3 separate regions of the Mus musculus genome follow, and all the other regions are linked to region 1. Evidence: chromatin loops called from intact Hi-C (ENCODE). Cell type or tissue: heart. All regions are shown on one strand. Links, peaks and the distances in the headings refer to the core of each region. The heading gives the core; the rest is flanking DNA.

The links. Peaks named below come from ENCODE experiments on the same cell type or tissue, not always from the same donor. Only the 100,000 strongest peaks of a DNase experiment are listed, where the experiment ranks them.
Region 2: a loop joins it to region 1, with 4 times the contacts of the local background. A loop is called at or near these places in 3 of 42 quality-filtered maps.
Region 3: a loop joins it to region 1, with 3 times the contacts of the local background. A loop is called at or near these places in 10 of 42 quality-filtered maps.

What each region holds. Positions count from the first base shown.
Region 1 is chr14:103,840,418-103,848,325 of GRCm38, reverse strand. It overlaps Ednrb (endothelin receptor type B), which reads left to right and starts at 3,850. Exons shown (of 8, transcript NM_001136061.2): 1 at 3,850-4,199; 2 at 4,789-5,332. The coding sequence starts at 4,850. The region is part of intron 1 of Gm35197 (a long non-coding RNA gene); the gene reads right to left. In heart, for the core only: CTCF peaks have their summits at 3,827 and 4,457; DNase peaks (open chromatin) are centred at 3,905 and 4,595; H3K4me3 peaks cover 2,952 bases; H3K27ac peaks cover 2,159 bases.
Region 2 is chr14:103,945,792-103,953,699 of GRCm38, reverse strand. No RefSeq gene overlaps it. Among named protein-coding and RNA genes, the nearest start is that of 4930518C04Rik, 51 kb to the right of the region's middle. In heart, for the core only: no CTCF peak of the experiment used is centred there; a DNase peak (open chromatin) is centred at 3,549.
Region 3 is chr14:103,715,914-103,723,821 of GRCm38, reverse strand. It overlaps Gm35197 (a long non-coding RNA gene), which reads right to left and starts at 4,796. Exons shown (of 3, transcript XR_383715.2): 1 at 4,763-4,796. In heart, for the core only: CTCF peaks have their summits at 2,936 (motif pointing right) and 4,826 (motif pointing left); DNase peaks (open chromatin) are centred at 2,691, 4,441 and 4,761; H3K4me3 peaks cover 504 bases; H3K27ac peaks cover 778 bases.

The DNA of each region.
Region 1 (7,908 bases), core at 1,560-6,559:
CTACGTGATGCATAGACAGAGTTCCCAGAAGACTTTCTAAGTGTCTTCTGGAAAGTGACTCTTTACATAAAACGATTCTACGTGGAACTTCTCTCCCAGAATAAATCTTTCATAAACACAAAATTGGTTCAACCCTCAAAGTCCTCATAATGTTATATTCTTAAACTTCGGTACATTGCGTTCAATATGCAAATGAAACCTTCACACAACTAGTCAATTCATCTGTAAGTTAATAAGAGTTGTTTTTATAATAACGCAAAAAAGTCTGCGCCTACAGCAGTAGAGCCTAATCCACCAGTGAGACAGCGTGAAGGATCCACGGCTGAGACAAGGAGGAGGAGGAGTGCACTTGGCTATTTGCTCCTTCCGAGTAGATTCCACCATCAGGTGGCTTTCTTTTATCGCAATCTCCTTTTCATTTGTAGTTTTCAATAAGTGCTACTCTCTCTACTGTTTAACAATAATTCCCAGATTATTGAAGCACAAGCCCAGATAAAGCTTCACCCACGGACACTAATCTTTCCCTTGACCCATAGTTGAGTGGTAAACAAATTTTGTGTTTATTAAAGATTTATTCTGGGAGAGAACTTCCATGTGGCATCTTCTTGGAGAGTCACTTTCAAGAAGATACTTACAAAGACTTCTGGGAACTCTGCCTATGCGTCACGTAGACTCAGATAACTTTCCAGAAAGGCAGTGGTAGGAAACCCAGATTTATCTTCGTGTGACTAGGTGATGGCCATTCATGAAGATCAAAGATTTAATCTTTACATTTTACAGTTACCCTTACACAATAAGGTTAAATCTTTAAGGATAACTTTCAGTGAAATGTTACCAATTGTATTACTTAGTTCTCTTTCCAGTTATAAAAAACACCAGGGCCAAGAGTGACTTATGGAAGGAAGAGTTGATTTTTGCCTATGGTTCCAAAAGGAAAGTTCAAAATGGAGGGAAAGGGATTGACTGCTACATGCAGGCAAGCTTGCTGGAACCAAAAGCTGAGCGATCATATATTCAATCAAAAACACAAAGCAGGGAGAGCAAACTGGAATCTGAGCGAGGCTATGTAATCTCAAAGCCCTTCCCTTAATGACATACTTCCTCCAGCAAATTAAAGTTCCCAGAGCCTCCCCACATTGCCACCAACATGGGACTAAGTGTTCAAAGAGATGAGCCTGTGGGGACATTGCCCATTCAAATCACCACACCTATGTGAAAAATGCTCTTCTACCAAAAGGAGATTAAAAATATCTATCTAGTGTGTATGTAATTAAGTTAATCAAAATAGTTAACAAAACCAGTTTGCATAGTGGGGGAATGTGGACTCAAAAGCCTGGCTTAAATCTAGTTTAAATCTAATAATATGACCCAAAGTGAATTTTTGAGATTCACATTCACTACATATAAATCCATGAAGAATAATGCCAACACTGCTGTGAGGGAGTGCGTGAGCTCCTGTGAAGAAAAAGGCCTAATTGGGTGATAGTTCCTAGAGCCAATGGGTAGTTTAATGCGCCCATCATATTGGAATTCAGAGTACAACTGAGAAAAGAAATTACACAGAGCTTAAAATGATTTGGCTATATTCTTGGCCACCAGGAATTAATAAATTAAAATTGAGTAGTTTGAAATCAGTTTAATCATCAACCTATTAAAAAAACTTATATTTTGAGCTCAACTTGTGGCAGGTACTATGATGGTGTAGAGGGAACGCAGCATTCAGTCTCTGGCCTGGTACCAAGGGAATACAGCATTCTTTCAGTCACTGACCCGATACAGAGATCAGATTAGATTAGATTTAGATTCGATTTAGACCAGGCTTTTGAGTCTACATCCTCCCACTATGCAAACTGATTTGGCAAACTATTTTGATGAACTTAATTACATACACACCAGATAGATATTTTTAATAACATTTTGGTAGAAGAGCATTTTACACATGGGTGTGCTGATTTGAATGAGGAATATAATCATAGCATTCATTCAGTCACTGGCCTGGCACAGTTCTTTCACATGACCTTGTCAGTGACCCACACTAACCTCTATAGGTTATTCTACCTTCACTTCTTTTGCGGTGATAAAACACCCTGACTGTAAGCAGCCTCCTCGGGAAGGAAAGGGTGATTTGACTTTCATCACTGAGGGCAAGTCAAGGCATGATCTCAGGCAGCTCACCACATCTCATCCACATATGGCAGAGCAACGTCAATCCATGTGCAGGGTGCTCGCTGCTTATGCCTGACCAGCCTTCTTCATTCTGTACAGTTCAGAGTCCAGCCCAGGAAACAGATGTCCCCTCATGCTCAGTGGGTCTTCCTACCTTAATAAACATTAAGGTGATTCCCCCCTCCCCCTACCTCCACAAACAAGTCCATGGGCCAACCTCACCCAGACAATGTCTCAGGCAGGGACTTTTTTTTATTTATGAGTACACTGTAGATGTCTTTAGACACACCAGAAGGTATCAGATCTCATTACAAATGGTTGTGAGCCACCATGTGGTTGCTGGGAATTGAACTCAAGACCTCTGGAAGATCAGCCAGTGTTCTTAACCTCTGAGCCATCTTGCCAGCCCCTCAAGCAGGGTCTTCTTTAGGATCTCCCCGCAAAGTAATTTCAGGTTGAGGCAAATTGACATGTAAAGCAGCTAGAACGATAGTCAAGTACAAAATTAGCGTTAGTAGTCTACAAGTGCTCTAAAAAACAGGGCAGAGGCACATCTCAGCAGGAATTAGCAGGGACATTCCCATTGCATGGAAGACACACTAATAGAGATGATGAGAAAGAGAGAGGTAGAGAAGAAAGCCTGAGTGAAAGTGACTTGTGTCAAAGGGACAGGTTCAAAACTGCCCTTGGAGCAGGCACATCCTTACTGAAGCACACAAAGAATTCCTTATTGCACAACACTGTATGTTGGCACGAAAGTCCACGTGAAGCAGTTCCATGCTGACCTTGTCTTCACTGAGGCAGGAGGATAAACATTGTCTTCAAAACAACCTGATTTGGAATTGGTGCTCATGCCCAGGCCATAGTTCCCATCCCTTAGACTTAACTACAGTCCACATTTAAAGTTCACCTTTTAACATACACGCGCACGTTCTGCTTCCAGCTTCATGGGAAACATTTGATAGGCGTTGCCCATCTAAGATGCAAATCCTAGTTGTACAATGAACTAGCTGGGAGACAAAGGGGGTCTAGAGGATGACCTCCTCTGCAGGCACAGCAGGATCTTGCTGATAGCAGAATAATGCACCTCACCCACCACTCTGCGCAACGGAAGATCCCTAGCATTCCCTTCTCTACCATAAAGACAGAAGCCAAGAATGACAGGGAGAGTTCATTTCCTTGCTCTGTCTGGTAAAATAAGCGTCAGGTTGAATTTGTAAATAGGCTTCCTGAGTATTTTCCTGTCTTCTGCCTCAGGTCCCTTTAGGCAACAGTAGAAAGACCCCTAGTAATGGCACCTCAGTACACAGGAAGAGGGATCTACAGGGCACAGAGAGAGATCTACAGGGCCTTTTGGTCCTTTGGGTGGGCAGTCCCTCTGCCGAAGAAGAAAGCGTCCCGCCCTGCATGCTGGCTTAAAACTTAAGGGCAAAACAAAACAAAACAAAACAAAATCAAAAAACAAGAACAAACGAAAGACAACTTCCCCAAACCAAGCAGATTTCGGGAATCACTACAGGACATTTGTGTGAACAGTCGGAGTATTCAAAGTCCAGGTTGATACAGAACCTTCTCTCCTAGGTTCCAGATCCCAGGTTGTCATGGGATATGTTAGTTTCTTCGTTGAGTAAGAAATAAACAGCTTTATGTGAGACACAACTCTGAACTAGGACTGCCCCTCCCAGCGGTCAGCTGGGGCTGATACTGTCCAGGCGTCGCCCAAGGGAAAAGGTTGTGGCAAGGTCGCTCAGAAAACGCGGGAGGAGTCTGGCGTTGATTGATGCTGGGAAGGGACCGAATGAATAAAAGTACTTGTCTGGGGACAGCAAAGACCCCGCTCAAGCTGCTGAGGATCCGCTGCCTGGCATTCTCTCGGTCTTTTGTCAGAGCCAGAGCTGCATTCAGTTGCGAGAGGCCTGTTTAGGAGCAGCTGGACGCCTGCTGAGAGCCGCAAGCTCCCTAGGGCAGTTGACAACCTGGGAAGGAGGTTCCCTGCTCGTGGCGCTGCTCCTGGTGCTTCCAATCCGCACGAGGTAACGAACCATCCTGGTTTAGCTTTGAATTAACATCTGTGGCTGAACCGTGCTTTGGGGCTTCCGCTTTGCTTAGTGGTTCGGGGGTTTTTTAATTAGTAAAACTTACACACGACAGCGATTTAAACCGAGATTGGGTTGTAAGGCGAGTGTTTGAAGTCACTGGGACAGCACAGAAGTTGGTGCTGATCTGTTATTCTCTCGGTTCTTGGCTGAGTGCATTGACGTATGCCCTTGGCCGCTAGGTGCCTTCACTCCGGGTCCCCAAGCTTAGCTAAAATTGGGCTTGCTTCTTCCCGGCACATACGAGTGTTCTTTCATTGGGACACGCACCCTCCCCAGTCTGGAACACCCCCTGCCCGAATGCTCCTCCCCACCGACTGGTCTACGGCAGGGCTGGGGATTAAAACTCTGCGAGCAGGGTCCGGGAGGAGACTGAATGCAGACCAGCGGGTGGCGTGCGCCCAAGTTCCCCACTGGCGCGCAAACTTAACTTACTGTTAAGGCGCGGGTAGAGGCAACCGGGCTAGTGTGTTTTCAGAGGCTTGGCTGGGGTAGCTGACTTAAGTGTCCTGTCTTCACTCCCCAGTTGGTCTCCAGACTGAAAACAGCAGAGCGGCTACCAGACTCTCACAGGAGCAAGCTGTAACATGCAATCGCCCGCAAGCCGGTGCGGACGCGCCTTGGTGGCGCTGCTGCTGGCCTGTGGCTTCTTGGGGGTATGGGGAGAGAAAAGAGGATTCCCACCTGCCCAAGCCACGCTGTCACTTCTCGGGACTAAAGAGGTAATGACGCCACCCACTAAGACCTCCTGGACCAGAGGTTCCAACTCCAGTCTGATGCGTTCCTCCGCACCTGCGGAGGTGACCAAAGGAGGGAGGGGGGCTGGAGTCCCGCCAAGATCCTTCCCTCCTCCGTGCCAACGAAATATTGAGATCAGCAAGACTTTTAAATACATCAACACGATTGTGTCGTGCCTCGTGTTCGTGCTAGGCATCATCGGGAACTCCACGCTGCTAAGAATCATCTACAAGAACAAGTGCATGCGCAATGGTCCCAATATCTTGATCGCCAGTCTGGCTCTGGGAGACCTACTGCACATCATCATAGACATACCCATTAACACCTACAAGGTAATGTACCTGATAACGAACGATCTGAGGATCTGGAAACCAAAGGTGGGGTTGTAAGCTGAGTGGTAAAGTGGCAATCTTTAAAGTATTGGTGGTGGTGGGGGGGGGGGGTTAGACACTTTCTCAAGGAGACTGCTCCTCTGCCAATAGTGACAATTGAATTTGAACGAGATTTTCCTGCGGGTTTTCTTAGCCTCTGACAAGTGTAGCTTTCCAGGTAGTGACATTGTTACTATTGGAGATCTGTTAGGAAAGAAGAATTCAGATTCCCTGACCCAGGGTCACTGAATCAGAAGCTCTGGTGAAGATGACAGCAGTGATACATTTTAAAAATCCTTTGTAACTATGACAACATTTAACAGTTGGGAATCACAAGCCTGGAAGTCAGTCTTTCTAGGCACAACCTCTTAAAAGTATGGTCCCCAAAGTGGGATCATGAATATCGTCTGGGAGTTTGTGAGGAGTGCAAATCTGCCCCAAACAGAGTTTGCATCTTGGGTGTACAGATGATTCATGGGTAAGGTAACTTTGGAAAACATGGTTTTCAGGACCCAGAAAGCCTGTCAGTAAGATTTTAGGAAACAATTGGCTTAGGCTAAAGGGGCCTAGAATGGTAAGTAAAAATGTATTTCCTTGATTCGAGTGGCCTTGGATACTCTTCATGGAATTAGTGTCCTGGTCCAAGTGTCAGGTTAGATGCATGACTTCCTTTATCCATTGTGGCAACCCACACATTGGCAGTTATTGCCATTTTACACGTATAATAAGATGTTCAAGGGCCCTCCATGAGTTCAAGGTAGAAAGCAGGCTCTAGTACCTCAGATTCCCAGATGTAAGCTTTGCGACATTATCTCTGATATTTCATGGTAATGCATAAGACACGGTCAGGACAGTGGAGAACTCCGTAATAAAGTCAGTAAAATTGTCAGTAGTAAGCAATATGGTGGTTTGCACAGCTATCAGAAGAAATAGGCTCAGAGAAGAAATCGGCTCAGAGGACAAGGCAGGACATGTACATCCACGCTGTTGACTCCAGGTGGTTTTAGAAGTCAGTACAGCATCCTGGCATGGGGGTCTCCTTCTCTTCTATTTCCCGATGCAGCTTCTAGTGCCCACCTAGGGGGTGTTTGTGATGTTAATAAAAACAGACTGACTGGGCAGTGGTGGCACACACCTTTAATCCCAGCACTTGGGAGGCAGAGACAGGTGGATTTCTGAGTTCGAGGCCAGCCTGGTCTACAGAATGAGTACCAGCACAGCCAAGACTACACAAAGAAACTCTGTCTCGAAAAACCAAAAATAAAATAAAATAAAATATTTTAAAAAACCAGACCGAATAAAAGGTCCAAAAATGTTTAGAGTTGTGCAACTATGTAGCACTTCTTCCCACTGCCATCAATAGAAAGTCACACATAAACACCATACAGGTATAAAGGAATGAGAATGTACTTTGTCCACTTGCCAAAGACCAACCCAAGCCTCTGTGCTATGCAAGGAGCTGAGAGTATTAGGATGGGGAAGGTCGGAGAGCGCTCTGTAACCATAATGACATGAGTGGTTACCTTAAGGCAGCCTTTGAGATTGCTCTTCATTGGTCCCTGGGAATCCTGACCCCAGTAGCCACATTTTAAGGGAACTCCAGACATTTCTGAGACTTAGAGATGGGACATAGATTAGGATCCAAACCCTGGAGAGAAACACTACCAGAAATACAAAGGAGAAATGCTAAAACTCTGGGACAGCAATCACCTTTGATGGCCTCTGAGAATTTGCCTGGAGACATATAAGCTGAGAAGTTCTTTACATGTGATCAGAGGTGGCCCCCTTTTTTAGAGTAGCAAGATGGATCTTTCTTTCCATGGTGGCCAATGAAAACAGTCCAGTTCAGCTCTTCCAAACTGAACTGGGAAGCTTTACAGTAGAAAATGTAAAATAACTGAATCAGATTCCTCCCCAAAGAGAAGATTATAATCTACTTTTGCTAGCTTTGCGCAGAAAGTCCACAGAATTCTGTTTTGGGCAGGCTTCATTGACCTACACATTGAACCAAGCTAGAAACTCCTTATGTCAGCCAGCCATTGAACTGTTGAGTGAAAGGCAGAGTTTAGAACCTCATCTTCCCGTGTGTTCCCACTAGACCACATATAAGTTGATTCTTCCTGGACCATGGTACTTTCTGCCTGGTCAAATGACTATTTGGATTTTCCTGGTGAATATCTGACTGAGCACTGCTGGTCTCCTTTCCAGTTCCTCTATTATTTCCCTGGGAAGTCACATTCTTTACCCCAAAGCTATTCAATGCACTAAAGCTCACTCCTAGAACCGACTGATGAGTCACTAAACTTAGTCATCTACATCTGTCTGAAAGAAACTCAAGTCATCAGCTTAGGTCCCACAGGCAGGAGTGTCAACATGATCTCCTGCAAACCCACAGTGTTGCCTTGGATTTGGTTTGAGGCTGTAACAGTGGCCTCTGTTTCTGGGGCATTATGAACTCATTTTATTCATTATATTACTCAGATAAAGTTACACAGAATGTATGGCTCTCAACCCCGATTTAAGTCACCGAGGAAGTG
Region 2 (7,908 bases), core at 912-5,911, 110 kb before region 1:
CTCAGCTCCAAACTTTGTCTCTGTAACTCCTTCCATGGGTGTTTTGTTCCCAATTCTAAGAAGGGGCGAAGTGTCCACAAAAATTCAGGAGACAGCAGATGCTGGCAAGGATGTGGTGAAAGAGAAACACTCCTCCATTGTTGTTGGGATTGCAAGCTTATACAACCACTCTGGAAATCAATCTGGCAGTTCCTCAGAAAATTGGACATAGTACTACTGGAGGATCCCGCAATACCTCTCCTGGACATATCCAGAAGAAGTTCCAACTGGTAAGAAGGACACATGCTCCACTATGTTCATAGCAACCTTATTTATAATAGCCAGAAGTTGGAAAGAACCCAGATGTCCCTCAACAGAGGAACGGATACAGAAAATGTGGTACATTTACACAATGGAGTACTACTCTGCTATTAAAATCAATGAATTTATGAAATTCCTAGACAAATGGATGAATCTGGATGGTATCATCCTGAGTGAGGTAACCCAGTGACAAAAGAACTCACATGATATGCACTCACTGATAAGTGGATATTAGCCCAGAAACTTAGAATACCCAAGATACAATTTGCAAAACACATAAAGCATTTTCTTAACTAGTGAGTGATGGGGAAAGCTCCAGACCATTGTGCATAGAGCCATCCCGGGGCGGTGGTCCTGTGTTCCATTAGAAAGCAGGCTGAGCAAGTCATGGGGAGCAAGCCGGGAAACAGCATCCCTCCATGGCCTCTGCATCAGCTACTGCCTTCAGGTTTCTTCACTGTTTAGTTCCTATCCTGTTTTCATTCAGTGATGAGCAATGATATGGAAGTGTAAGCTACATTAACCCTTTCCTCACCAGTTTGGTTTTGGCTATAGTATTTGATCACAGCAATATAAGCTCTAAGACACATCTCTTGCTCTCTGATCAGAATTTCCTGACCTACACTCTTAGATTTTCCTCTCATTCTCAGTCGTGCTCATCTGAAAAATCTCAAATTTGGTTCTGCCCAACTCTTTGTTTCCTCCATGTGTGCTGTTTTGTGAACATACTGGTATAAAGCGCCCACCAACTGATTTTGATTTTTTTCTTACTTCTTGGGTTATATTTATTTCTGACGTTTCGATTCTATGTGATTCCTCACTCTTTCATGCACACATTTTATATTATTCTTCCTTTATAATTTTGATTAGTTTACAAAGTAGCAGGTTTTGTTGTGGCGTTTAACATACACCCAGTTGACTCTTCCCCGCCCCTATAGTTATTATTCTTTATGTTTCTGTTTTATAAAGCTGATGATGACTTAAATTAATCCTCATATTAAATGTCAGCCAGTTTTTTCGATTAGTAGAATCATACATCAATTATCATACACCAATTATCCTTTTTTGTCTGGCATCTCCCTACTTCATCAATTACTTTTAGAGTTATTCATGCTATACTGCTCATCAGTAGCTTATTATTTTTACCATTGAGTAGTATTCCCAATTCAATCACAGTAGACTAGCTTTAGAGACTAGTTGGGCAGGACAGGAGGAGTTCTCAGTCGTCGGTAACTAATGATTCCATACTGCTAAGCAGCGAGAGCCATCTCTCTGTGGTGCAGAAGTCACGGGGATTATAAATTCTCCTGACCCCTGGGAGATGGGAATGAACACTGGAGCAGCCCTCTCAGAACAGCAGACACGGTTGCTTCTGTTACATCAGAGTCCTAATGGAATCCAGCCCCAAGTGCCACCTGCCCAGTCCAACTGTCGATAAGGAATTCTGCTGATCTCCAGAATTTTCTCACTGGAAACTCTCCTTTCTCATCCTCTGTATTTACTCAATGGGTCAACAAATTATAATTTATCCACAGAATGTAACACAGTCAGTAATGAAAAGAAATAAGCTGTCAAAGCACCAGTGAACATTGGTGAGGAGTTTTAAATTCATATTACTAAATCAGAAAGCTGAGTCGGAACCTTATAAACCAATTAAATGTCTCTTATGGTTTGAACTCATGTACCCACCACTGAGATAGTCTCACTAAATTCCACAGGCTTTTTGTTCTACAGAGGGAGTTCAAAACCAGCCTACCTAAGCTAATTGCCTCTTAGCTGAACGTTGAAAACTCATATTTATGTCTAATGTTCTCATTACATTATTGATTTCAATAATAATTCTTTTGGAATATCTATTTGACTACTTTTTAAATATTTTTTTATGATTTCCCTTTTCTTATTTCTGCACATTTTAAAATTTGTTGATGTTGAATCTTCTTGATAATGGCTTCTTCCTTGTATGTTTTATCGACTTGTCAAGTGAATAATTTTTCCAGGTTTTGGCAATTGTATATGTATTGCTTTAGTAAATATTCATGTGCACATATTTGTATGAACATGAATTTCAACTCATTCTGCTCATCTTCTCAAAGAGCTGCTGCCTTTTCTCATGACCAGAAACACAGGAAGTCCTGGACAACTCGGTTTTCTTAGCTTGTTATTATCTGGACCTCTAGGTTGTCCTATGTTCAAACTATGAAGGGAATTTGGTAATTGAAAATTCTTGCAAGGGACAGGGCGGAGAGCCTTTTCCTGTGCTGGGCTGTAGCAGAGCCTAGTAAACATCCTTGCCTTTTGCAGTGAGGGTAAGCTTCTTGGTTCCACACTTTCACCAAAGATGCAAAGCTTGAATTGTTCCTGTTTAAGAAATCTCTGTGTCTCTGTCCTGCCTTGCTTGCTTTACCTCACAGCCATTAAGCTATTAAACTGAAGTCTATGAGAGACAAAGCTACACATTTCACTGAGAGGGCTGCAGACTCAAGGTCGGTGTGAGTGTTCACTTTGTTATAGGATCAAAACCAACCTCTCCAGTGTCTCAGCTATGGAATTCGGTGTGTAGTTTTTGGTTTTTGTTTGTTTGGATGGTTTGTTTTGTTTTCATTTCTACACCCTGCTTGACATTTGTCTTGTGTAAAATTCTTGGTTTTGCTAAATAAACCAGAAAGTTTTAACTGTATGTTTTAAACTCATTTTCCCTAAAGCCAGAAGCCCATCTCTATTTCTTCTGTTTGTATCTAAGTAGTAATTAATTGGGTTTTACGCAAGGTGATTTTACATGATCACATGATCAGGACTGTAGATTATATTTGTTTAGCTTACATTGTGAGAATACTGTAAATTCCTGACTATATTTCTTAACTTACATTTCTTTTACTCTCTCTTGAGAATAGGAACTTAATCTGATTTATTTTTGCACCTTTACACCCCTTCCACAGAGCAGGGATTTGTTAAAAGGTGAATTTTCAATTGTCTACCCCAAATGATGTAATACATGAGTGGGGAGGCTGACCCTTGATGTTGTTAACCTCCACCCAAACCAAGGTCACTTGTAAGCCAAGAGTTTGGATTTCTCTTAATTAAAAACGCAGTCTTCAAATACAGCTGAGCCCTTCTATTTGGGGAAGAACTTGTTGGGCTCAGGAACAATGTTACATATTAATTCTGTGGGAAGACGTGTTACACAGTGGCCATACAGGTGCTTCCTGTTGAAGCTTGCAGTTCCCATACAAGAATGTCGAGAACAACGGCTGAGAACAAAACTGAGCCCACTTAATTAGATTTGCCCAGTGTGCTAGATAGAAAGTCACTGACCAAAAATAACATGTTTAAGCACTGATGGCGTTGAGATACAAACCAGCAGCAGTCAGGAAATTCAAAATTAAATCTGAGCTCCACCCTTCACTTGCCCCATTGTGCCCAAGCCGCACCAAGGTCAAAAATTAATTGGAGACACTGAAAGCACACACAGCCTGCAATATTTCAGCTCAGTGAGGTCAGGAGGAAAACTTAGTTAAAACCTTATTAGAGCAGTTTACAGGAGCACATTATTATGAATATGAAATTGGAGTCATGCCTTGATGGATTGTCACCAATGTAATTCGTTGCAATTAATTTGAAAATGCAAGTGAACATAATTAAACTTCTTTTTTATGATAATCTGGACATTTGTCTCCAGGTATACTCATTCTTATAGATTTGACACAGCAGACACACAGAATGTAATAAGACATATTCCAGTCATTCAATTTTAACTCAGAGCTTGGCGACATTAGAGGACAGAAGAGACAGTAGAGCTCAGATATCCAAAGACTAAATGCACAAGCCAAGCATGGGTCCAATCTCGTGGTCATTCGAGATCTTGTGAAAAACAGAACAAGGACATTAGCTTTGAGTGTGCAAACCAGCTAGATAGGTGGCCCAGCAAGTCCCAGGGCTCCTTCTGTATGGGATCCTTCAGCCCTGAGATTCCAGTACTGAACAACTAGGCTTGGCCTGTATGTGGGTGCTGGCAACTGAACTTATGCCCTCAGGCATGTGAGGCACATCTCTGCACATGGTATCTTCTTTAAACACAATAAACATTGCATCTTTTTTTCAAGAGAGGTTAGGAAAGAAGGGAACAGCAGGAGAAAATTGAATAGAATTAGAAATATGATTTATTTAATATCCTATTTAATCCTCCATGGCATACAAATTGGAGATTATGACTTAATGTAATGTTAAGGCTTCCAACCATATTCAGATCAGATCAAAAGGTAAATATGACATAAACTCAGAATAACTATTTTTTTAATCATTTTGCTTTTCATTTTATAACTTAAACTAGAATAAATTACTTTGAACTGAAACTGAATATTAAAATTATGGCCAAAAGGGTTTACATGGTTTTTTAGAAGATATGAATTGACAGTTGTATTAATAGTGTGTTTCTCAGAGTGACATTGATCATTTTATGACATTGTGCTGGAGTATATTCATGGATCTTGCCACTGCCTGCATTGGACAGTATGAAAAACAGAAAAGAAACCAGAAAATAACACAAATTAGGTGTATTTTTAAAAGGTTTTGTAAGAAAATGTTTTATCACCTTTTAAGACTTTACAAGCAAGAAATCTAACCTTTTCTTAAGATTGAGTCTAATGTTCATTTCTTACATCACAGGTGTGGGTTAGACATTCAAGGCTACTGTGTTTATTTTTATACCAACTTTTATGTTTCTAAACAGCAGACCAGCATGTAAGATAAATGCTCTATAGAAATGACTGGCTCTCTCACTACCAGGGTATTACATATAAAGAGTTCTGTATTCACTATTATCAGGCACAAGAGAAAGCCCGCCCCAACATGACCTGCTGCACAAAATACCTTTTGTGACCAATTTCAGTGCTTGCTGAATCCTCAAGCCAGCCATTGACAAGTTTTCTTTTCCCACATACATAATTTATAAGTCATCTAATTAATATTTCATAAGTTAAACAGTTGTTCATATGAGTTACTTGCTTTCACAAATGGCAAAAATTAATTTCCCCCCAAATCTACTTGCATTGCATTTCTCTTTGCCCTAATGCAGAGCAGAGCAGAGGCTGCAGCCTTGAGGATCAGTCCTACAATGGCATCTCTCACTGCACAAAAGCTTGCACCCTGTGAACAAGCCTCAGACAAGAGCGCTTCAAGGAAACCCTATACCACATGATAGATAGATTCCCTGACCTTTTCCTCTGTCCTCATTACACAGAGCTCTGAACTGAGTCTCTGGCTCCATTTATAGAGCATTTGACAATGACTGATAGTTCTGTTTTCCTTGTCCTTACGTTTAAATGCTCTTGCTCTTACAGGGAGATTTGGAGAGGACAGAGAAAAGCTGAGAGGGGTAGGAACAAAAATATGTAAAAACCTCTATCTGGCAGATACCTATCTGGCTTGTTATCCCAGAACATGAGTGACTTTCAAATTCCTGTGCACAACAAAAAATTAAAACGATCACCCACTACAGCAAATTATTTTATATTTGGGCTCTTTTCTGGTCCCTCAGGTTGAGGGAGACTAGATCTCATCCTCTAGGCCTCACTGATGTTCTTTACCTGTGTATCAAGCATAGGACCAAAGCTTGGGATCAAAAGAGGGCAGCTATGAGAGTGCCTGTGTGATCTTGAGATTTATGCAGACACACAGTAGGTCTTATACAATGTGATTAGAAGGGACCAGGCCAAACCCAGGCACACAGAAAGTCTTATATAATATGACTAGAAAGGACCAAGTCGAACTCAATTCCTAGCTTTTCTCTCTGAAGCCACTAAATTAATATGGCTTCATATTAATTTAGTGTGTGTGTGTCTCTTGAATCTCTCTACTTCTTTTCTATAAAAAGCCATCCCTTGTCTGCAACCCTATAGGTAGAACAACAATATGAACTAACCAGTACCCCCAGAGCTCATATCTCTAGCTGCTTATGTTGCAGAAGATGTCGGCCATCATTGGGAAGAGAGGCCCCTTGGTCTTGCAAACTTTATATGCCCCAATACAGGGGAATGCCAGGGCCAAGAAGTGGGAGTGGGTGGGTAGGGGAGCAGGGCGAAGGGAGGGTAGAGGGAACTTTCGGGATAGGATTTGAAATGTATATAAAGAAAATATCTAATTTTTAAAAAAGCCATCCCTTAGACAAACTATCATCTTCTGCTCTGCCTTCACCAGATCGCCCATTCCTCTGGTCTGTTAGCGCACCTGTCACAATCCCAAAGCCATGTCTGTGTCCTCCTAAAACGTCACCCATTAGCTTCCCAGGACTCTTAGGATAGAATCGTAAATCCTCAACCTGGCTCAGAAGGCTGTGTGAACTGGCTTCAGATCGTATCTGAACATCGAGGCCCTGAAGTTCCTGCTTCACCCTCCACTGGTAATTAATTGCTCATCGCTCTACACCTGGATAGCTCTGAGGGAGAGCCTGGGCTTCAGAGTGACAATTAATTCTCAGGAAACTCTGCCCTCCTCAGTGGGAGTTGGCTGCTTTAATGACATATGCATCTACCTATTCTCTTATTCTCTCTCACCCACACTGCACAGTACTTACCGCACAGTACTTACTGCACAGTTCTCACCCCTTAGCCATGACTTGTCTGCTTTACACCCTAGATCTGATGCAACTTGTTCATGCTGAGGATACCAGGGCTTAGAACAGTGCTTGGCTCTTTAAGGTTGAAGGAAAAGGACAAAGGGAAAGGGGATACAGGGAAGAAGAGATGGGACAGATCACCCTAGAGAAACCAGAATCAAACTCTGCTAAAGAGAGGTCTTTCAGAAGTCCAAGTGGGTCAGGAAGTAAACTGGGTACTGGGAAAGCACCATCATGAGCTGTGATTTAGAAAACATTTGAACTGACTTGGTTATACACACTACAGACATCGTCTGACTTTCAACCTCCGTTGATAACAACATATAATCTGGATTCTCTTCAAAAGAATTTGGAACAAGCACTCCTTAATGGGCTTGACATTTTACAAGTGCTTGGGGGAGTCCTGCAATGCCTCCAGCACTGGGTGCAACACTGACTACAGGTCTGTGTACTCCTTTGCAGCTGCATGCCTGGGCTAGCAGACTCTTTCATCTCTCCTTTGTTGTATACGGTGACCCATGCATTACCCTAAATATAATTAAACCGCCATGTCTTCTTCTATATTGCCTCAACTGTACTCTGATGCACAACCCATTCACAAGCCTGCATATCTGAAGTCCATGCAGATGACTGGGGCTTTCTGCTTAGACAGTCACAAAATCAGGGTGTTAGGCAGGACACCCTGCTCTCTGAAGAGTCTGCAGGAAGGCACACTTCCATATGCAGGGCTGGCAGCATCTCTGTGCTGAGAGGACTCACATCAGCATTTCCTGGTTAGCCCATACTTCTTGCCATAAGGCCCTCTCCATCTGCAAATCTGCAAAGTCCCATCAAGTCCTCTTTACTCTTAGATGTCCTCTGACTTCCTCTTCAGCCACCAAAAATAGAACTGTGCCTTGAAAGGGCACACGTGACAGGGTTGGGCCCATTTGTAACCTTCTGGTTTTAAGGTCAACAGGTTATAACATGCTTATGTCTGCAAAATTTCTGCCTTGCAA
Region 3 (7,908 bases), core at 912-5,911, 120 kb after region 1:
GAAAATATGCTAAAGCTTTCTCAGTCTGAAGTATTAAATACAAACTCTCCACAGTTACATTCACAATGTTCTCACACTCCGTGTCTGCCGATCCAGGAATGAGCCAGATGCAACCTGACTACACCTATCTACATAGGACTCCTCAGGTCCCATCCCATCTCCTAGGACAAAGCCCTTCGGGTTCCATATTGAACGGGGCAAGACTGCAGAGATTAGCAGTGGCCCTAGTAATGTGACCCGAATGGGAATCTCAGGACCCCGGTGAGGCTGCACTCGGGGTCCTGGGAACGCACTTTGAGTCATTCAGGAGAACAAGTGAAGGTCTTGTTGCTGTGCCTCTCGTCTGCCTTTTTGTTTCTGGTACTGGGCTGGAGGCACCAGACTAGAACAGAAAGATCACAGGCTCTTTTTTTTCCCTTCAAGAGCCCCCAGTGAAACAACACAGAAACCTCCTGGTACCCAAATGCGCGTGCTTGTTCTTCTTCTTCTCCCTCTCCCTCCAGTGATGTCACAGAAGGGCAATCATCTCTCTACTGTAAAAACAGAATGCATTTAACATTGTGCTATATGAGCTTCAGAATTTAATTTTTTTAAATGGCGTTTTAAGTATAACTACAATGTGCTAACTTTATGCTTAATCCTCCTCTTGCCTGGATGATCGTTCTCTTGACTTTGAGCTTTATTCTTCTTGGAGATATTTGTAAGCTTTATTATAGTTTTATATGATCGTATGTAATTTATAATCTTGTTTCAATAGTAAAATTTAACCGACACTTGTCACTTGGAGAATACGTTTTGCCACAAGCTTTCCTCATTTAGCACCACGTTTTCAATGTTTTTTTTTTAATTTTATCCTTTATAATTTTACCACATGATGGTTTCTTTATCCATATTTCTATTTGTGGCTCAATAATATCACTACTTTTTATGATAATAAAGGGAGAGATCCTAGGGATAACATACATATACTTATATATACATGTATAATATGTGATATAATATATTATAAGTATTCTTATATATACATAAGTATATAAAATATATAAGTATATCTGATATATAATTATATAATAAGCATATACAATAAAAGTATACTTATATATAATACTTATTATTTATATAATACTCATATATTATAAATATACTTATAAAACTTATACTTAAATATAACTATATACACACACATATATAAAACAGTTGGGAATGATGATATATACTCGCCATCTCGTCGTTTGACAACCTGAGGCAGGAGGATTACAAGTTCTTAGATCTTAAGATTAAGATTGCCTAGCAAGTTCTTGTCTCATAAGATTAAAAATAACACACTCAAGCAAAACTCTTCTTCTTGTCAAGTATTCCTGTACTTTCTTTGCATACATTAATAATAGACTTGGCTTTTAGATGTTTATCACTGCCTTCCTTTGAGAAATGGTAGAACTAGCCTTGCCTCTCACGTGGAAAGCCACATTACTAGGTCACATTACTAGGGCCACTGCTAATCTCTGCAGCCTGGGAGAGCTGGCCCACTACTTGTCACTCATTCCCATGTGGTAGCGTGGATGAGGGAGAGCTACCGTCCCCCGACCCCCTTCATCACCTAGTGTAGACAGGAGACCTGGCCCTGGGGTCATGGCAGCAAGAGAGCTGGCCCTACCCCTCACCTCTGTAGCACTCGGGCAGCACAGTATAGGTGGCCCTGGATATGGGGGTTGCAGTGAGCTGGCTCTGAGGGTGTGAGGAAGGGAGAGCCAGTGGGCTGACCAGCTCAGGTGCAGATGCAGGGCTTTGAATTGGCCTAACTCAGCATTATCTACCCCAACCATGAACTGCATGGTTACATGCAGTACTTGAACAAGCTGTTCTTACAGATCCAGAGCTGCAGGATCTCCATGTCAAAGGGTGACAACAGGGTATCTGAGAGGAGTCTCAGTGAGGATCCAATATTGATAGAATAGCAGAAGCCAGAGGCCTCGAACCAGACAAACAAGCCATTGAGATCAACACTTGCAGGCAAAGAAATGGGGGCCAAAGTGTGTACTGTGGAAAACCCTGTGATGCACTACACTTCCACAAGGAGGTTTTTTTTTTTCCTGTTGTATGGAAGTTGCAAGGATGGAGGGCAGGTATGAGCAGAGGGGGAAGTAGGAACGAGGTGCATGATGTGAAATTCACAACCGATAAAAAGTTGGTTGTTTTTTTTTTTAAAGGAATCGTAATAAAAACAAATTTAAAAAATTGAATCAAGAGATGTTCTCTTCTAATGTTTGTGTGGCAGCAGTGAGCACCACCTGTGTTTTCCTAAGTTGGAGAAGCAACAGGGTGTGTCTGTCAACCGCAGTATCTGCTTAGACACCAGTGAAAGCCCGGCGTTCACGGGCTCACTTCCCAAGGATTCTGACTTCCGAAGGATTTGTCATCTCATGATGCACAGTAAAGATATGTGTACCAAATCAAACCAATTCGTCAAATTCTAGAGTATGGCTTGTTCCCGAGCCTTAGAGATGCATTTCCCCCATGTCACCTTCACACTGTGTCTTCAAACAGATGCAGCTGCGACTTGCAATGCTGAACCTTGTGTCACACTCCCTGGCCCTAGTCTGGCCCTCAAATACGCAACCATTTCCTGTACACGCACTGAAATGACAGTGTGGTCCCTGGGTCCCTGGGGATGATCAGACACTGCGCCACAGCAACCCAGTGGCCCCGGTCACTTCTGGGAAAGGTGGTGACAGTGGGTCCCACTGCGTTATTCCAGTCTCTGAGCAGCTGTGAGCGATCACTGCCTGGAAGCCTATTGGACATTGGAAGGAGGATGAAATAACTTTTTAAAACAAAATATTAAAATTTTATAATTTGGGGGGAGGGGCAGAGAAGCAGCCTGTATCTTGAAGTAAAATCTGGAACAAGACTTGTGGCTCTAAGATGTTATTCGAGTTTGGCCACATGAGGGCGCTGCTCTCATTCTCCTGCAGAGCTTGAGGCTATTCTCTTTCACATAGCCCTGGCCTTGCCATGGCTCACAGCAGACCCGCCTTCCTCCACCTTTGTGAGTTTACACCTTCTTCTACAAAGCAGCCTGCAGACAGACTGGACCCGTCTAGGAGTCCTGCCTCCAGCAAAAAAAAAAAAAAAAAAAAAAAAAGATGCCAGGCTTAAAGCTTGTCACTAACCCGTCCTCTGTGCCTCCAGATGATTAACAGCATCAGCAGAGACCGGTGGTTGGTTCAGTTTATCCAAAAAGTGTTGTGTGTCTCCTGCAGCCAGGCAGCACGACAGGTCTTAGGAGGACACACACCTCAGCACAGATCTTAGCACAGTCCTCCACATACTGAGGTGATGTACAACACTGTGCAACAGTTCAGACAGGCCAGGCTGCCCAAGCAGTCTCATCAGTGACTACCAGAGCACTGAAGGGAGGCTTAGAGAGAGTTGTCGGAGCAGTCAATCAGAGCAAGGACACGCACAGAGGATCGAGAACAAGAGAAGGCTGGAAACGCTGTGTAGCATACTGATAAAGAGAAATATCAACTAACCAGACCTGCCAGAGCTCCCAGGGACTAAACCACCAACCAGAGAGTACACATGGAGGTGGGGGTAGGACCCATGACTCCAGCTGCATACGTAGCAGAGGATGACCTTATCGGGCATCACTGGGAGGGGAGGCCATTGGTCCTGTGGAGGCCTGATGATCCAGGGTAGGGGAATGCTAAGGCAGTGAGGCAGGGTGGGTGGGTGGGTGGGGGAGCACCCTCATAGAGGTAGGGGGAAGGAATAGGGGGTTTCCAGAGGGGAAACTAGGAAGGGGGATAACATGTGAAATATCAATAAATAAAATAACCAATAAAATGGAGAGAAAAGAAATAACATAATATTCTCATAAGTAATAGACCAGATACACCTTGGATCTTCAAAATTGTACGGACATGATTTCATTAAACCAGCAGCACCCAAAAAAAAAAAAAAAAAAAAAAAAAAAAAAAAAAAAAGCCCTTGTAACAAATATACACTTAGGGCCAACGTTCCAACCTGTGACAATAGACACCCAAATAAAACAAAGGGCAGGAAATTTGTTTCAAATCTGACAAGACTGACTGGATCCTTTGCCTATTTCCTGCGGAGTGAATCACAGGGCGATGTTAACTCAGCCTGTGATCTTCAGGTGAGACAGTGCTGTGTCTACAATAATAGGAAAGAAAGAAATTCAAAATAGTATTTTTCCTTCCTACAGTCATCGTAGATTTAAGCTGACGTGGCTGGAGAGTGTAAGGACATTCTACTGTGTTAGGAAGAGCTTCTCCAAGCACCGGGAAGGCAAAGCCTTCAGATCACAGCTCCTCTGAGGGGCAGCACTTCCTCATCGACACTGGTCACGAGGGTCATGGCTGCTCACAGACCAAGGCAGCCCGCACAGCACAAAGCCCCAGTCAGCAGGCATGGCAATGGGGCTCGGGGAGCCAGCATCAGTCAGCACAGATATGCGCAGTGTTTGCAATGACTCGGAGTCAGGGCAGTGTGTTCATGGCTGTGTTCATATCCTCAGGACTCAGTCATTAAGGCCTGGATTCCCTAAGCAGGAGCAGGCAGAGAGGACAAATGTAAAAGGGAAGAAAGAAGCCACGAACAAAGCAAGTACTTGACTGCATACCTTGGATTAAACAAAACCATCAGAGTTCTTCAGGTTTGAAAAGATTGGTTCTCCACTGCCAAGTGTAAGCCACTTTCTGCTCGTCCTAGGACGCTATAGAGTAATTAATACACTTACCAGAATTTCCGCTCAGAAAGTGTGACTTAAGTCCTATACCTTGGGTAGATGCTGCCCTCCTGTGGACTGTCCTGGTAGTGTGGTAAGTAAACTGCTGTGTATCGCACTGCTCGTTATCCATGTGTACCTACAATAAAATCCCTACGAATCCATCCAGAAACAGTCATTTTCACAAAACATAATTTTATGATTGCTTAGGAATAAATGTACCCAGATTTATCATTCATAAAATAATTGTCCCCTGAAACTATTTTCCAAATTGTGGATCATGATCGGCTTTTAACAGAAATGATACAGAAATAGAAAGGAAATATTAAGAAAAAAATTAAACAGGATTACTAGGGTCCTTTGAAGTCTCCAGCAAATAAAAATGGTCATTGTAAACTACAGACGGTGTACGATTGAATAATCTGAACCATTTAATCAGGAAATGTCAGGTGACCTCTCTGTTAACTTGACCATTAGCAAATGAAGTGTGGCAGGGGAACCTTAAGACTGTGGGGCACAGTTACTGCCTCCTACTGAGCAGTTTGTGTCATTTCGATAAACCGTGCATCTGATAGAATTCATGACTCCTGGTTTCAAGCCACTTATCTGATTTGAGTTAGTTCTTAAAGTAGCCTAAATCTCTCCAGAAAGACACTTGAAGCCACAGGACAAGATACCACTAGCCCCAACCCTTCCCGGCTAAACAGAATTAGCAAAACAAGTCTCTGTGCTTGGATCTTAAAAGACCTTGGTTATTAAAACCAAAGCAGCCACCCAGACGTCCTAGTGTTGGCTTTGTAACAGGCTAATTCAGTTTAGCCTGTCTGGCTGTTTGGTGGACTAAGGTGTTGTGAGCCATTCCATATCTGTGTCGGGACCAAACTCTAATCCTCGGCAGAAGTGGTCCTCATCTGTAACCCCTGAACCATCTTTCCGAAATGGTCTGTCTAGTCTGGATGTCATTTAAAACTTAAGCTACTGTAACTATTTTGCTGGCTGTTGCACAACTCCATGAAATGCTCATTACAATGAGATGAAGAGATTGCCTGATTTTTTACATGAGGGGAGGTCTTTTATAGAACCACACAGAATGATAAATAAGTGATGGCCTTGGAGAATTTGTTTTGATTAACTCGCATGCTATACGTTCTAGTGTGAGGAAATAAATCTCATTAATGAATGTTTGGATCCAACCCCGATTATCCTAGGAAAATGGAGGGAGGATGTGAAGCATTGTAAAGGATGTGGGCACCAGGATCCCGGCTTTCTTTCCTCCCCAGACATAGAGTGCTGTCTGTCACCATCTCCTTTTCTGGGGAGCGAGGTCCTATAACAGGCTGGTGCTTTATTGGGGAAGCACCACGAAGTTAGCCCCCTAAATTTCTGCCTTGAACTCTGGCGCCCCCTATTGGTTTAACAAAGTGATGCAGGGCCACACTTTATCACAAGTACAAGTCAAAGGACAAGGTGTTGTTTTGAACCAGAGACTTGGGGATTATTGTGATAAAAATCATTTAAATCAGAGATTGACCAGCACTTTCTGTAAAGTAACATTAGGGACTATTTTCAGGCTTTGAAAGCCACAGTTTCCACACCTAAAAATCTTTCCTTGCCTATAAACTGAAAAAGACCATTGCAAGCAGGGTTAAATCTGTGAGCCATAGCTCGACAACCCTGATTTAGAGTAGAGTGGGTGGCTTTGCCAGTGGCTGACCACTTCCACCAAAGCTGGAGGGGAGGGTCTGCAACTCTGACGTGAGCCTGCCGGAGGGTCCTGGAACACTGCTAGAGGCTTTAACTGCTAACTGTTGAGACCTTGTGTTGTTCCACTTGGTTTCCTGTTGCTATGATAAACACCAGGGCCGGAGCAACTTGAGGAGGACAGGGTTTAATTGGCTTGCAAGTCCCCATCACAGTCTATCACTGAGCATGACTGAGAGAAGCCAGGGCAAGACCTCAAGCCAGGAACCTGGAGGCAGTCGGCAGAACTATGATGAAATCCTGCTCACCGGCTTGCTGGTCAGCCTCACAGTCAGATACTTTTCTCGTCCCTTTCAGAACCCACAGTGGGCTGATGTTGGGGGAGCTGATGTTGCGAGCATGGCATGAAGTCTTGCACCCTGAGACCTCCAGAGTAACCAGGAATGCTGAGTATACAGGACTGTTCTCTAAGGGAATGGACATAAAACCCAATCTTCCTCCTCAAGAACTAGGAATCAGAATAATTAGTTGCTTGGTGACCTGTGTTATCTGTTGGGCCAGGCTGTATCAAGCTCCTACAATGGAACTGGGGATGGTAAGTAATCTAAACGACCCTTACAACCAGCAGCTCCTCTGAGCTCCCACAACCAGGACCAGAGATACCTAATAGTCTAATTGGCCCTTACATTATCTCTGTAGCCAGAAACTCTCCCAAACTCCCACAGTAGGGAGCAGAGGTGGAAAACAACCCAGATGACCTCTATGCCATCTTATGACCAAGGCCAGGCCAGACCTTCCTTAGGCCCTTAAGCTATCACAGGTATCCTATCTCCAGAACCCATCTTCTTGGAAGAAATGACATGTACCCTGAGTTGAGAGTTTTTATGTTCTTGTCCTGATGCTTCCTCGTGCATCAGGAATTCCCTTGCACCAGAAAACTTTTCCCAAATTATACTGTTTAAATTCTTGGGAATAAACAGCCTGACATCAGATGCCCCGAGTTTTGATCCAGGATGACGATGTCCATTTGAACCAGGTTTTCATTCTCATCTCTTCAAAGTTTGCTCCCATGACCACCTGCAGGGCCAGTCCCCCTCCAGCTGGGCCTTCCCATATCAATCATTAGTCAAGAAACAGCTCCCACAGACTATCTACAGGCTAATCTTCTGGATGCATTTTCTCAATTGAGGTTCCCTCTTCCCCAGTGAACTTAGCTTATGTCAAAGAACAAACAAAAACAAACAAACAAAACTAGCCAACAGATATGTTATAAAAACAGCTCAGCTCTTGAGATGAACAGGCCTGCTGTGTTTATAATGTCCTCAAAAGTTTCTGAAGGGCTTAACTGCTTGCCCACAGTGGCTTCCTCAGCTTAACCAGTCCTTTTACTACTACTTTGGTTCTTTCTTCCCTGAAGTATTTCCTGCACCTCTCAACTGAACCATTTGCACGGTTTC